Linked DNA regions of Homo sapiens: region 2 is linked to region 1. A link is a contact called in ENCODE Hi-C or POLR2A ChIA-PET data. All regions are on one chromosome and are shown on one strand. The core of a region is the stretch at or near the end of the contact, and the rest is flanking DNA. Distances in the headings are between cores, read along the strand shown.

The links. A loop is a pair of places that touch in the nucleus more often than their neighbours do. ChIA-PET counts read pairs that join two places held with the same protein, here RNA polymerase II (POLR2A). Pooled maps may share reads with other maps.
Region 2: a loop to region 1 is called in a map of mammary epithelial cell, with 10 times the contacts of the local background. The contact joins two enhancer-like sites. A Hi-C loop is called at or near these places in 6 of 168 maps with a recorded cell type or tissue (Calu3, HCT116, HepG2 and 3 more), 2 of 37 single-sample maps with no recorded cell type and 12 of 50 pooled maps. POLR2A ChIA-PET finds 5 or more read pairs at or near these places in 1 of 52 experiments (WTC11).

Annotation. Positions count from the first base shown.
Region 1 is chr11:34,790,140-34,796,721 of GRCh38, reverse strand. All of the region lies in intron 6 of LOC102723568 (a long non-coding RNA gene), which reads right to left. Among named protein-coding and RNA genes, the nearest start is that of APIP, 120 kb to the left of the region's middle. RefSeq lists an enhancer at 708-1,256. Within about 2 kb of position 3,846, at least 4 of the 41 ENCODE cell types and tissues checked have a DNase peak (open chromatin) inside an H3K27ac peak, as active enhancers do.
Region 2 is chr11:34,582,757-34,589,338 of GRCh38, reverse strand. No RefSeq gene overlaps it. Among named protein-coding and RNA genes, the nearest start is that of LINC02707, 15 kb to the right of the region's middle. Within about 2 kb of position 2,343, at least 5 of the 41 ENCODE cell types and tissues checked have a DNase peak (open chromatin) inside an H3K27ac peak, as active enhancers do.

The DNA of each region.
Region 1 (6,582 bases), core at 2,597-5,096:
GGCTGAGGCAGGAGAATGGCATGAACCTGGGAGGCGGAGCTTGCAGTGAGCTGAGATCCCACCACTGCACTTCAGCCTGGGCAGCAGAGCAAGACTCCATCTCAAAAACAAAACAAAACAAAACAAAAACTAAAAATCATTGGATCTTGTGAGAACTTACTCACTAATATGAAAACAGCATGAGAGTAACCACCCCCATGATTAAATTATCTCCCTCTGGGTACCTCCTATGACACATGGAAATTATGGGAACTACAATTCAAAATGAGATTTGGGTGGGGACACAGTCAAACTGTATTGCTAGCACAATATCTTTGACATAGTAGGTGCCCAATAAATGTTCTGTGAATCTAATTCAGGGTTCATTTCATCTCCAGAAGTCTACAATTATGGGAATTCTAGCTCAAGTGGTAAGTATAAGGATCACAGCATGAGGTTTTCCCAGGCATCCAGGAAGTCTCTAAACTCCACAAGCACCAGCTGGCCATGGTTTCCATCTAAGCTCAGGGGTCTTCTTCAAGGATAGCTTGGTTTTGGTTTCTCCTTTCTCTCTCAGCGAGGCTGGGTCAAGAGCTTTCTTTCTGGGCCCTGGTAACATGATTTGCATACATTTATCTTCACACTAACCACATTATGTTGCATTTGTATTGATGTTCCTGTCTCTCCCATTAGGCTGTAGCCCCAGTGGGAAACAAGGCTTGGCTCATTGTAAGCATCCAATGTAGATAACTCTGGGGACTTGTGGTTAGCTTAGTGATGTACAAGCCTGTGCAAAAATTTATTGCCATCATTGAAGTTTCCCCCTTGATCTTGCACTCAGGATGACAGGAAGGAGGATGACACTCAAGGTAGGATGTCATCCTCCTTCCTTTCTGTCTTCCTGCTGAGTGCTTCCTTGCTTTCATTCCAGCAGCATTTCAGAATCAGTATAGCCTCACATTCAACCTCCTCCAACCCCTCTAAAACCTCTTTTATTCTTTGCTAAAGGCTTCATCACTGAAACTCTATGTCATTGTTAACATTTGCCTTTGAAAACCACCCCCTACAGCCAAGTAGTTGTCAAGATACTTCAAGAATATACCCACAGTGCTTTCGTCTGTCCTGGCTTCTCCTTTCCCACTGCCCTGGTTCAGGCCCAATACTTATTTTAATTCTTTATTATGGAAAATGTTAAGCATATACAAACTAAACAGGATAGTATAATGAACCTCCATGTGCCTATCACTCAGTTTTTATAATTATCAATATTATGCCATTCTGTATTCCTGGCTCAATTATTTTTATTATTCTACAGTTATTTTCTAAGTAAGATAAAATTTATACAGAATTTACACAGCACAAATCTTTGTGTGCAAATTTGACAAATGGAGGCGTCTATTTAATCATGCTTCTATCATGATCTAGAATATTTTTATCTCCCAGTTTCTTTGTGTCCCTGCCCAGCCAATCACTCCTGTCCCCCAGGGCAACTGCTGTTCTGATTTTTCATCTTAGATTAGATTGGCTGTTCCCGAAGTTCATATAAATGGAATAATACAGCATGCATTCTTTTCTGTTCAGCGTCTTTCACTGAGCATAATGTCTGTGAGATTCCTCCATGCGGTTTCCCGCATCCATTATTCTTTTTTTAATACTGATGAGTAGTATTCTATCGTAGAAATAAATTATAATTTGTTCATCCATTCTCCAAATGATGGACATTTATTTGAGTTGTTTCTGTTTTGACTATCATGAGTAAAACTATAATGAACATTTATGTACAGCCTTTACATGGACCTAGGTTTTCATTTCTATTTGATACATCCTACATGCAAAATTGCTGAGTCACCACATTAGTTTTTGTCTGGATGGCTACAGTAATCTAGCTGCCATTTCTGCCATCTGATATCGGCCCACAAGTCTGGGCATCACACCATCTTCCTTTTCCCAAAGCAAAACTCTATCCATATCAAAGATCGACTTAAGAAGTTCTAGTGGTCCCTCCTTGTCTTCAGAGTAAAGTTAAGATTGTCTGGCCTGGCATTTATAACCCCTGCAACCCAACTTCAACTTTCTTTCCCCATATTGATTTCCTGCTTCTCTCTCGATATTCTGTGGAAGCTGGGGACATGGTCTCTGATCCTAGGCTCTTATAGGAACATTGTCTAAAAGGCATCATTTTACTTGACCCCGTAACACATGGTAGTGCCTAGCGCACAAGGGGACCCACACCATCTGTTGACTGGGCTAGTCAATGCTCCTCAGCCCCAGGGGTGTGGAGCTCACAGCTCTCAATGCAGAAACAGAGAAATGCCTGTAATGTCCCTGTGGCTCTCACTGCATCTTTCGAGAAGGGAGGCAATTAAACCAGGCAAGATCTCTCCAGACAGTAAGACTCTGTGATTCTGTGAATTTTACTAAATCCTCTGTGTCCAGAAATTCCATCTGGCTCATACCACTGATGTACCAATGGGAGAGTCTGAGTGGAATAATAAAAATAACACAGGAACGAAAGTCAGTGGTCCCAAGTTCTAGTCTCACTTCTACCATTTACTGTGTATTCTTGGATAGGTTCATCCTCTTAGCCTCCACTGCCTCCACTGGGAAACTGGGAATGCAAGTAAGGGGTGACCTTGATGATCAGTAAAATCAAACCTAAAATCACCCGATGGGACTGGATTTCCCAACATATTAAACTAGATCTGCCATTTCATTTTGTTGTTGTTGGCAGGTCTCTTTTCCCTTTTATGTTCTCTCTGTGAATTCAGTGCTGCCTAAGTACAACCCAAGCATTACTCCTTGTCCCCAAATCATCAGTGGTAGCAGCCAAAGCACAGTTAAAACACTAACTGCCAGCAGGACCTCACTCAATGGTGGTAAGAGTTGGTATCTCACAACATGTTTGCCTAAAGTAGAGACATCTGCTTGAGAGTACACCACTGCTACAGGACACTCTACAAGTTGGAGAATATCCACATAGCACAGAATGATTACACCATTGGCAAGAATCAGGCTGCACTGTTTCATAAAGAAAATAAAATGACCCCATTTCAGACACTTAATTTTTCTTTGCCTCTATTTGCTCAACTACAAAACGGGAATAATGAAATATCAATCCTGCAGGCTTTCCTAAAAAGAATAGATAAAAGAACAGATGTAGAATGCTTAGAAGTATATCTGACACACAGGAAAACTCGGTAAATATTAGATAATTATCATTATCATTAATGCTAATATCCACATCTTAGGGGACACAGAGGACTTGGAGAATGTGGACTCCACACTATAATTTGCAAGGCTTCAAGGTGCTTGGCATGTTCACCAAATGATTTCATTTCCTTATCCTTAGAAACATGTTCAAAATGGAAGCAGTGTCTCTAAGCGTCAGTAGCCTTTGTTCTCTGTTTTCTTGGAAATTGAATTTTTAAACTAGAAAGCTCATCTCTTTGAATCTGCAGTCCCTTAGTTCTCATCCCTGGATGTCCTCTATGGGTGACAGCAGAATTGACAGTGGGCTCCTTGTACCTTCTTGGGAAGAAGAGGAGTGAACGTCATACTCTTGGGAGGACAGAAGCCGAATGCTCCTGTGAGTGCCCTTCATGATAAGTGAAGAAAGGAGCAAAGAAAAGAAGAGAATGGCAGCAAACAAAAGCAAGAATTGTTCAAGAAATGAACCCTTTTCAGGAGCCTTCAAAGCCACTCTTTCACAAAGCCTGGCAGGGAGACAGTAACGAGCCTGGGTGAAAGCCAAGCATGGACTTAATTTATTATTGCCAAACTGTTTGTTGCCTTTATTTGCCAAGACTTACTAATTGAACTTTTGTTGATCTGGCTGCCCCTCTGGAGAATTGGAGCTATTGTTACCTGCTCTGTGAGTCCCGTGGAATGTGCCAAAAAATTGACCCCAGTTGCAGCTCATTTCCCTTCCTGGTTCAGGCTGCTTTTTCTTTCATGAATGTTTTTGTTTTGCTTTTCAGGTTCCAACCCAGAGTAGGTGTTTACACTGAATTAGTATGAATTTCACTGACCCAAAGGAAAGATTCCTGTTGAGAGGCCAGAGAGGACCCCCAAAAGGCCTATATGGAGACCCCCTTCCTAGACCTTCCCTTCATGCCCCAGCAAGTGGTACCCACACTCAGCTTCTACTACTTAGGGAAGGGAAACTCTAGACAATTGATTCTCAAACGTTTGTCCCAGGAGCGGCATCCGAATCACCTGAGAATTTGTTAAAAATGCAAATTCCTGTGCCCTACTCCATGGCTCCCAAACCAGCAACCTGTGTCTTAAAAAGCCTTCTAAGTGATTCTGATGTACACTGAAGCTTGAAACCAGTGCCTTAAGCCAGGGTTTCTCAATCTTGGCCCTACTAACACGTTGAGCTGGATGATTCTTTGTAATGGGGGCAGTCCTGTGCATTGTAGGAGGTTTAGCAGTATCCCTGACTTTTATCCACTAGAGGCAGTAGTCCCCCACCCCCACCCCTACCCCAACATGATATCTGAAAATGTCTCTGGTCATTGCCAGAGGTCCTGGAGTGAAGGAGGTAAATTCAGCCCTGGTTGAGATAATAGACAAACTGCTTGTTGTTTCTCCGGGCTCTGGGCTTTTGCTCTCTCTGTGCCATAATGGCAAAAAACTGCCACACGGTCTGTGTGGCTCCTTAGCATGAAATAATAGGCACAAGAAGTGGTAACCACAAGGCAGCTTCCTAAAAACAGATGGAGTTTTTTAACATTGATAAATCTTTCTTTTGTATCCAGCCCCAAGCAAGCACACATTACTTTCATTTTAAGAGCAAGTTCTCTTTCTCAGATTGCTTGGTATATTCAAAACAAAACAGAAAGCCTTTGGAGTTTGGCCTCCTCCCATCTGCCTATATGTTTGCTACCCCCAGGGCAGAAGAGACAGAGGGACTAAGTTCAGAGGTTCATATACCTATGTAGTGCAGACTGATGTGAATGCTGCATCTGCTGATCTTCCCTCTCACCATCAAAGTAGAAGATTTTCTTGTGCATTTCAGGACAAGTGTGTCCCAGTGCTCATTCTAAAGGGTTTCCAACTCTGGGTTCTTAGTGTTGGTGCATTTGCATTTGAAGGGTACCCAAACCAGAAAGTTTGCTATTAGACTTCATTCCCACCACTATCATTTCAGGGTTTTGACAATGCTTCCACTTCAGGAAGCTGGACTTGGCAGAAATCAGCCAAACCTAAACTCAAGTGTTCATATAAACACCAGCTGAAGATCACAACTCATTTGTTAATTTAGTTGGAATCTATTGAGCACCTACTATGTACTAGCACTACGCCAGATGCCCAGGATATACATAGAGAAGCATACAGCCTCAGCCTTCGGCGAGCTTGTTGTGAGATAAAGGTAGAAGCCATTTCAAACAGAATGCAGTCTTTGATATAACAGGGAACCATAGAGCAACATGGAAATATGCTTCACTGTTGAAGCTTCAGTGTCTGGCTCATAGTAGAAGCTTAATATATATTTGTTGAAAGAATGTTAGAGGGGACCTGTCCTACACAAACTGAAAAGATTAAAAAAAGAGTCTTGCCAAAGAAAGTAGTACTTAGGTTTCCAAAGAAAAAGCAAGAGTTGGCCATGCAGAGAATGGAAAGGTAATTTCAGATAGAGACAGTAGCAGGTGCAAGGACGATGGCATGGGAATATGCATGATAGCTTAGGGTGGACTTCAAGGTCTGAAAGAATTGTCTGAGGAAGTGACTTCCTGGTTGTCTATTGCTGTATAACAAACTACCCCAAAACAACCATTTAGTTTTGTTTGTAATTTTGTGGGTAAGTAATGCAGAAATGCTCAGCTGGATGGTTCATCTCTCGTTTACTTGGCATTACCTACGGCCACTGGGGCTGAAGATTCACTTTCAAGATTTTTTTTCACTGACATTTCTGGTGCCTTGGTGTTTCTTGGCTTCCCTTCCTCTCTACATATTTCATTATCTCATTATCCAGGGCTCCTCCATGTGGCTTCTCATGACATGGCAGTCTCAGGGTAGCTAGTTTCCCCCAGAGTAAATAATCTTAGAGTGAGTATTTCAAGAAGCCCAGGTAAAAGCTACAAAGCCAGTGGGGCACGGTGGCTCATGCCTGTAATCCCAGCACTTTGGGAGGCTGAGGTGGGCAGATCACGAGGTCAGGAGTTCAAGACCAGCCTGGCCAACATACTGAAACCCCATCTCTACTAAAAATACAAAAATTAGCCGGGTGTGGTGGCACCTGCCTGTAGTCCCAGCTACTCTGGAAGCTGAGGCAGGAGAATCGTTTGAACCCCGGAGGCAGAGGTTGCAGTGAGCCAAGACCACGCCATTGCACTCCAGTCTGGGTGACAGAGTGACACTCGATCTCAAAAAAAAAAAAAAAAAAAAAAAAAAAGCTAGGAAGCCTTTTGTAACCTAGCTTTGGAAGTTCCAGAACATACTCCTGCATTCTTATGATCAAGCAAGTCACTGCAGCCAACCCAGATCCAAGGGGAGGGGAGTAAGAGCCCTTTACCTTAGTAGGGGAATGGCTTGCCTACAGAAGGAGGGAGGAAATTTGATTGCAGCCATCTTGGAGGAAAGCTTCCTCATGTGGGTTGC
Region 2 (6,582 bases), core at 1,094-3,593, 210 kb after region 1:
CACTGCACTCCAGCCTGGGTGACAGAGCAAGACTCTATCTCAAAAAAAAAAAAAAAAAGAGGCGCTGCAAAGTGAAGATGTGGAATAAGAGTCTTCCAGACTTTACTCTTTCTTGGTTGCTAACCCAAAAGGAAAAAAATCCTAATGGTGGGATTTCAGGCAGTGAGGAAGGCGGATGTAGGTGGGATTTGTTGGTCATTGTGGCCTTTTTCCATTCAGGCACTAGAACACCATCCAGGCATTCTGCTATCCCTTGTTTAAAACCTTTCTGCTGCAGATTCACAATCTCTACTTCTAGAGGGAGATGCCCTTGAGAGGTCTTCTCCCCTCTCCCTTTTCCATTTATAGTCTTCTTTCTTAGATAGAAATACATTTTGACTCAAGTGTCTTTCATAGGGCTTAACAGACCTGGACATGTGGCACCAGTGGCCCTGCCCCACGTGGCTGTCCATCTGGTCTCCCAGTGACAGACACTGGAGCCCTCTCTCTTCCTTTGGTCACACCACGCCAGGACCTTTGTAGAATGTTTATTAGGCACACGTTTGACTCTGAGCAGCTTGAATATAAAGGACTCTTAAGATCTAAAGCGCAAGCAAAGAGACTTATTTTGGCTCTTGGTCTTTATAGTTATATTGGCTCTTATTTATTTCTTAAACATTTATTGGGCACAGGTAGTAAACTCATCATAGACCATGGCTCCTGAAGCCCTGATAATTTAATACCTGATTTCTGGAGTCTGGGGAAACATGGAAGGTGTCCTGTAGGATGAGGCAAATTAGCTGTCAATAGGCAGAAATGGCCAGCCATAGAGAAAAGTGGGCTTTAAATGGGTTTAGATATTCAAAAGTGCCTCATGATGGTCAGAAAGAAGTCTCTGGAGTAAGGATGGGCATTAGTAGCCCCTATACTCATCTCCACCATTAGTCTTTATTGAATACTTACTATGTGCCAGAGACTGCTGGCCAGGTACTTTACATACATCATCTCATTTAATACTCACAGCAATCTTGGAACATATATGATATTATCCCCTTTTGGAAGATGAGGAAATTGAGACTCAGAAAAGGTTAGGTAATTTGCCCAAGGTCACATGGTTAGAAGGGGGTGGTGTTGAGCCAGGAATCCAGTCTGTCAGACTGGAAATCCTTATCTCTTTTTCTGACAGTAACTACTGCTCTGGGCAATGACCGTCATTTGTCTACATCTTCACAAGATATTTCCATTTCCATTTCATGCACTTTTGAGGTAAAACAGGATCATTGATTTATGAAGACTGTTTTTATCTGACATCCATTTCTTCAGGACGACTTTCTGCACTGCAGACATTTGCCCCCTGTGATGATGGGGTCCTTGCTACAACATGCTGTCACAAGGTCTAAATGAGATCGTGCATATAAAACATGTCGCTCAGAGCATGACACAGAGGAGACTCTCAACACACTAGCTTCCATTAGGACTGTCGCTCCCTCGGTCCCAGCACTGCCTGTTCCTCTTTACCTTTGCAGGTAGTGGGGAAAATATACAAGGAGACCTAGATTCTGAGTGTTTCTTGGACACGGGTGCTGGCAGCTTTGTGCAGGAGTATCTCTCAACATCCCTGGAGTCAACATTCTGAATGTCCTGTGTGATGCTGATATCACCAACTCTGTAGACCCTGAGCCTGCTCACTATCACTGAGCCTTCACGTCAAAACAGGAAAATGATGAGAGGTGACTGGTGCTCCGGTAAGAAACTCCGATAAGTTTCTGCATCAGATCCTGTACATGAGAAAAACTGTCATGAAGAGGCAGCACAGCATAGAAGCTAGAAGATCAAATCTGGAATTACGCAAATCAGGGTGTGAATATTGGCTCTGCTCCTTCCAGCTCTGTGACCTGGGGCAAGTTACCTAACCTCTCTGAGTCTCTGTTGCAGCTGTAAAGCAGAAATAGTAATAACTATTTCACAGCTTTATTAGCAAAAGTGCATGATATAGTGATGTTAAGTGCTTAACACAGAGCCTGGTCCACAGGAAACACTAAACAAATGTTTGTTGTTATTATATCGTTGTTAAAAGCAAAAAAAAAAATAAAATAAAATAAAAACCTGCTATGAGACTTGTTTTGCAGATTAATAAGCAATTACTTTAAATGACTTTTCTCCCCAACTAGCTAAGTCTGCTGTTTGATAGGTTTGAACGAATCAGTCAGCTGTTGAAGTCTCACTGAGCGCATGCAGCATGCCCTGGTGTGTATAGATGCAGGGGCTTGGCAGGCCCGGAGGCCAACAGGCTTAACAAGGTGCGCTAGCTGAACACAGCAAGATGAGATGATTGAAAAGTCTACTTGAAATGTTTAAATACAAAGTAACTTGGCAAGGAGATAGAATCAGGACAGCTGACCTGCTCTAGGCCTCAATTTCCCCATCTGCACAAGAAAAGGGCTGGACTTTATGTCGCTTTCTTGCGTCTCTGACCTTTATGAGCGAAAGAGTCTGATTCTGCCAGGACCATTTTAGCTGCCCTATGAGTGCATCTGGCAATTCCTAGTTCTGCATGGTCTGGTAAAACTTGGCATCTGATGCCCCTCTATAAGTCAGAGTTTTGCAGGGCTCATGCAGGCCCACCAGCTAGGGCACATCTCCCCCACCCCCAAGCCTCCTGAGGACACGCCAATTCCAACATCTCCCACCTCCCACCATACGCAATCACAGGAGACATCATTCCAACTGGAGTTCCCAGTCCACGAAGAAAAGAGAGATCTTCTCTAAACAGGGTCCTGTCTGTTTCCAGCATAAACCACCTGAGATGTTCAGAAGGAGAGTTCTTTCTTTCCTCCACAGCTTCGGAAAATCATTCTTTTGCACGTTCAGAGGGGGAAAAGTTGGCAACAAAACTTGACTTTTTACCAGAATGAAAACTTTCTTTGGGGTTAAGGAAACATTGCCATCTGGTGGCATAATATAGAAATAACTGGACAGAGTGATGAGTTTCTAACCCACAAAAGATGAAGTCACACAATTCCAATCAGAAAGAACTAGAAGGGTCCTTAAAGCTTAGATCCAATGCTTTTACTTTACTGAGTAACGGAACTATTGTATAGAGATGGCTTGTGAATTTCAAGACTAGAACTCAGATCTTCTCAACTTTATGTAATTCAGCTGTCTCTCATCTCCACAACTCACTCCACACCCCAACATATACACACCTCATACTTAGGACTGAAATGCTTTAATAATTCAGGCTGGCAGGACCACGATCGTTTTCATCCTGCATGTGCCCTCGTGCTTTTTATCAACATCATGGGAGGCAGAAGAGGGAGATCAGAGGCACTTTCAACTAGCAACCAGCTACAGGGTTTACAAAGATAAGGAGGAGGCCTATCAGAAGCCAGAGGAAGAAAGAATGGATTGATTAGGGAACTGAAACTTCTGTTTCATGTTTCCAGCTCAGGAGGCAGTGGGGCTTGCATTAACTCTCTAAACCAGCAAGAGCTATTTGAGCTAACAGTAGGGGATGCCTTCTGTTTGGGGATTTTGGATCCTGAAGATAGTAAGTTCAGTGACTTGAGTATAAAAACCCTCATTATTTATGCAAAGTGTGAAAATCTATTATTGTGTAAATTGAGCCACGTAATTATAGGCATAGTCATTTCCACCTCTTATATTTGCATATTGCTTTGCAGTTCACTACATGCTTCAACATATTTAAAATTATTTAATCTTTATAAACACCCTATGGTGGGAATTATTACTCATTAGTAATGAGGAAATAGAGGTTTGGAAAAGTTAAGCAACTTTCCTGAAGTCACAGCACTATCAATGGCAGCACTAGGACTTGAAAGAAGGGAGGAAACTTAATATTTAATCTACTCTGGGGCAGGTGAGATACAAAGTGCTTCCAAGGAAGCTATCAGTGGCTTCTCCCCTTGGGGAGTAGCAAAAGATCAATCACTCATTCTTTGTTCTTCCAACTTGACCACTGTAGAGACACCCAGTCTTCCTGCAGCTACCCTATCCAATTGTTATTTGCTTGACTGTAGGACGTACCAAAAAGCCATATGACATTCATGTTAATTTAAATTTGACTTGGAGAAATTTTTCCAAATATTACAATATCCTCTGAGGCACAACAGGACTCAGCCAGCAGTCCACCAGCCTGGGTCCTTGAGGCTGTTCGAAGGGCTTTTCACCCAGTCACCACCTGAACTATTTCCAAATAGCCCTTTTGTAATGCTCTGACAAAGAGGATTCTCTGTGTCTCCTTTCCTGGGTCCTCACCTCTGAGCATCAGGGCCTAAAGCCCAGTCCTCAGACCACTACTCTTTTGGATCTAATCTTTCTATAAGGGGGGTCACCTGGTCTCATGCCTTTAAATGCCATGTGGACACAGATGATTCATATACTGATACCCAGAACCCCAGCCTCTCCCTCTGCACTCCCAACTCATATGTGCAGCTGTCTACTCAACATCTGCATGGCAATATCTAAGGCCCATATCCAAACTCCTGGTTTTCTCCAACCCCTAAGTCATCCTTTCACAACCTCTCCCATCATAGTAAGTGGAAATTCCATTCTTCCAGTTTCTCAGGTCAAAAACTTTGGCATCATCCGTGAGTCCCTCTTTTCCTCTCATGAGCCAATCCATCTGTAAATCCTGTCAGCTCTGCCTTCACAGAATTTTCTACTTCTCATCCTCCATCGCTACCTGGCCACCTTCACCTGGACAACTGCAATAGCCTCTGACCTGGTCTCCTTGTACAGCAACTAGAGTGTTTCAAGACGTAAGTCAGAACATAACACTCTCTTGCTCAAAACCTTCCAAGGGCTTGACATCTTGCCCCGGTTGCTCCATGATCTAGCCCATTCCCCTCTCTAACTTGATCTCCTACCATTCTTCCCCTGTTCCCCCCTCTTTACCATATTGCTGCTTTCTGTCTCACCCACTCAACATGTAAGAAACTAAAGAACAGGGGTTTCATTCCATTCCATGCTGTAACCCAGGGCCTAAACAAAGTCTGGAGCATGGATGAGGCTCAATACATCTTTCCTGAAACACAAACGCCTTTTCCTTCAGCCTGGGTTGTTCCTTGATATCATCGATCCAGAGCCTGATGTAACTGCCTCCTACTGCATTTTCACCGTGGACCTTCTTACACTGTGCCCCGTGGTGAGGGAGTCCTGTGAGCCCCAGGGTCTTCACACCACCTTTCACACTCCCGGCAAGGCTGTGATGGGCATGCCCTCCAGGCTTTTAGCCATCTCTTCAGGGTGCGGTTTCTCAATGACCATGTGATCTTCCCATTGGCAGTTCCAGATAAGTACAAACAGCCGAATGGTGCCAGACAGTAGAGCCAACCAGGAACTGAGAGAACACTGATTCTGCTGATGCACCAGGTGTGCTCAGATGCCAGCCAAGACCACACAATTCAGGGGCTGACAGTTCTAGATAAGCACAAACAACTGAATGATTTATTGATCCCTTTCCCCAAGTCCATATAACATCTGCTTCAGTTACAATTGAGAGGTTTAAATAAGGAATGAAAGTGGAGGGGAAATAAAGAGCTAAAACTAAAAAGATTGAAAAGGAAAAAGTTTTGAGGGGTAATGAGGAGCATCAGGGTACACGCTTGGGTTGGTTGTTTGTCACTGAAGAAGACAGTAACCTTTTGGGGGGAACTAGGAATTCCAAAGACGTTCCTCACACCTGCAATGTTGCCAGACATTCAAACCCTATAACCTTTGGGTCAACAAGACTCCTTTTTTTAAAATGCAAGTGTTTCCAGGCCATTAATCATTTACAGCTTATTACAAATTGTTGCTGGCCATTTGGTATCAACCCTATTGTAGAAATAAGAGTATTGATGGGAAGCAGATGAAAGGGAATGGTACTCTGTGGGACATATGTTTTAAAAGATTAGTTTGGCAAAAAGTGGGGTCCCTGCGTAGCCAGAGGGCCATGAAAAGAACAAAGGATACTTTGGGAAGCAGACAGGCTGAGAAGAAAAAAAAGGATTATCTCCTGGAGACAGGGAAATGGCTGAAAAAAGAAGACAGCTGGGCACCAAAGGAAAGCAATAGTGCCAACTCATGATAACTGATTGTTAAGTTCTCAGAGATTTTGCAAACCACTTGTTAAACCCAGCCATTATTCGAAATTAAAATATAAACTTAAAATTAAATAAATTGTATTTAGAAACAAAGGTAATAAACACTCAAAACTTACCAGTTCTTAATTATGACTACATTTTACTATTGTCTATGCTCTGGAAGTTATTTATAGCCACTGTAGCTATAGAGTGAGAATACTCTATAACGGTGTACTTTACACATCTCTTCCCAACTCTATGTTTTGCTGTGTCATGTTGGTAGATAGAAATTGGCCATGATGGGAGTATTTACACCATGGAAATTGGCAGACACTACAGATCAAGGCTTGATTTATTGTTTTGTTGACCACCCAGACCAAGGCTTGGTAAATCTTATTTTGCAAAAGGCCAGATATTAAATAATTTTGACTTTGCGTCCATTAAATCTCTGTCCAACCTACTCGACTCTGCTTCTGCTATTGTAATACAAAAGCAGCCATATACAATATATAAAACT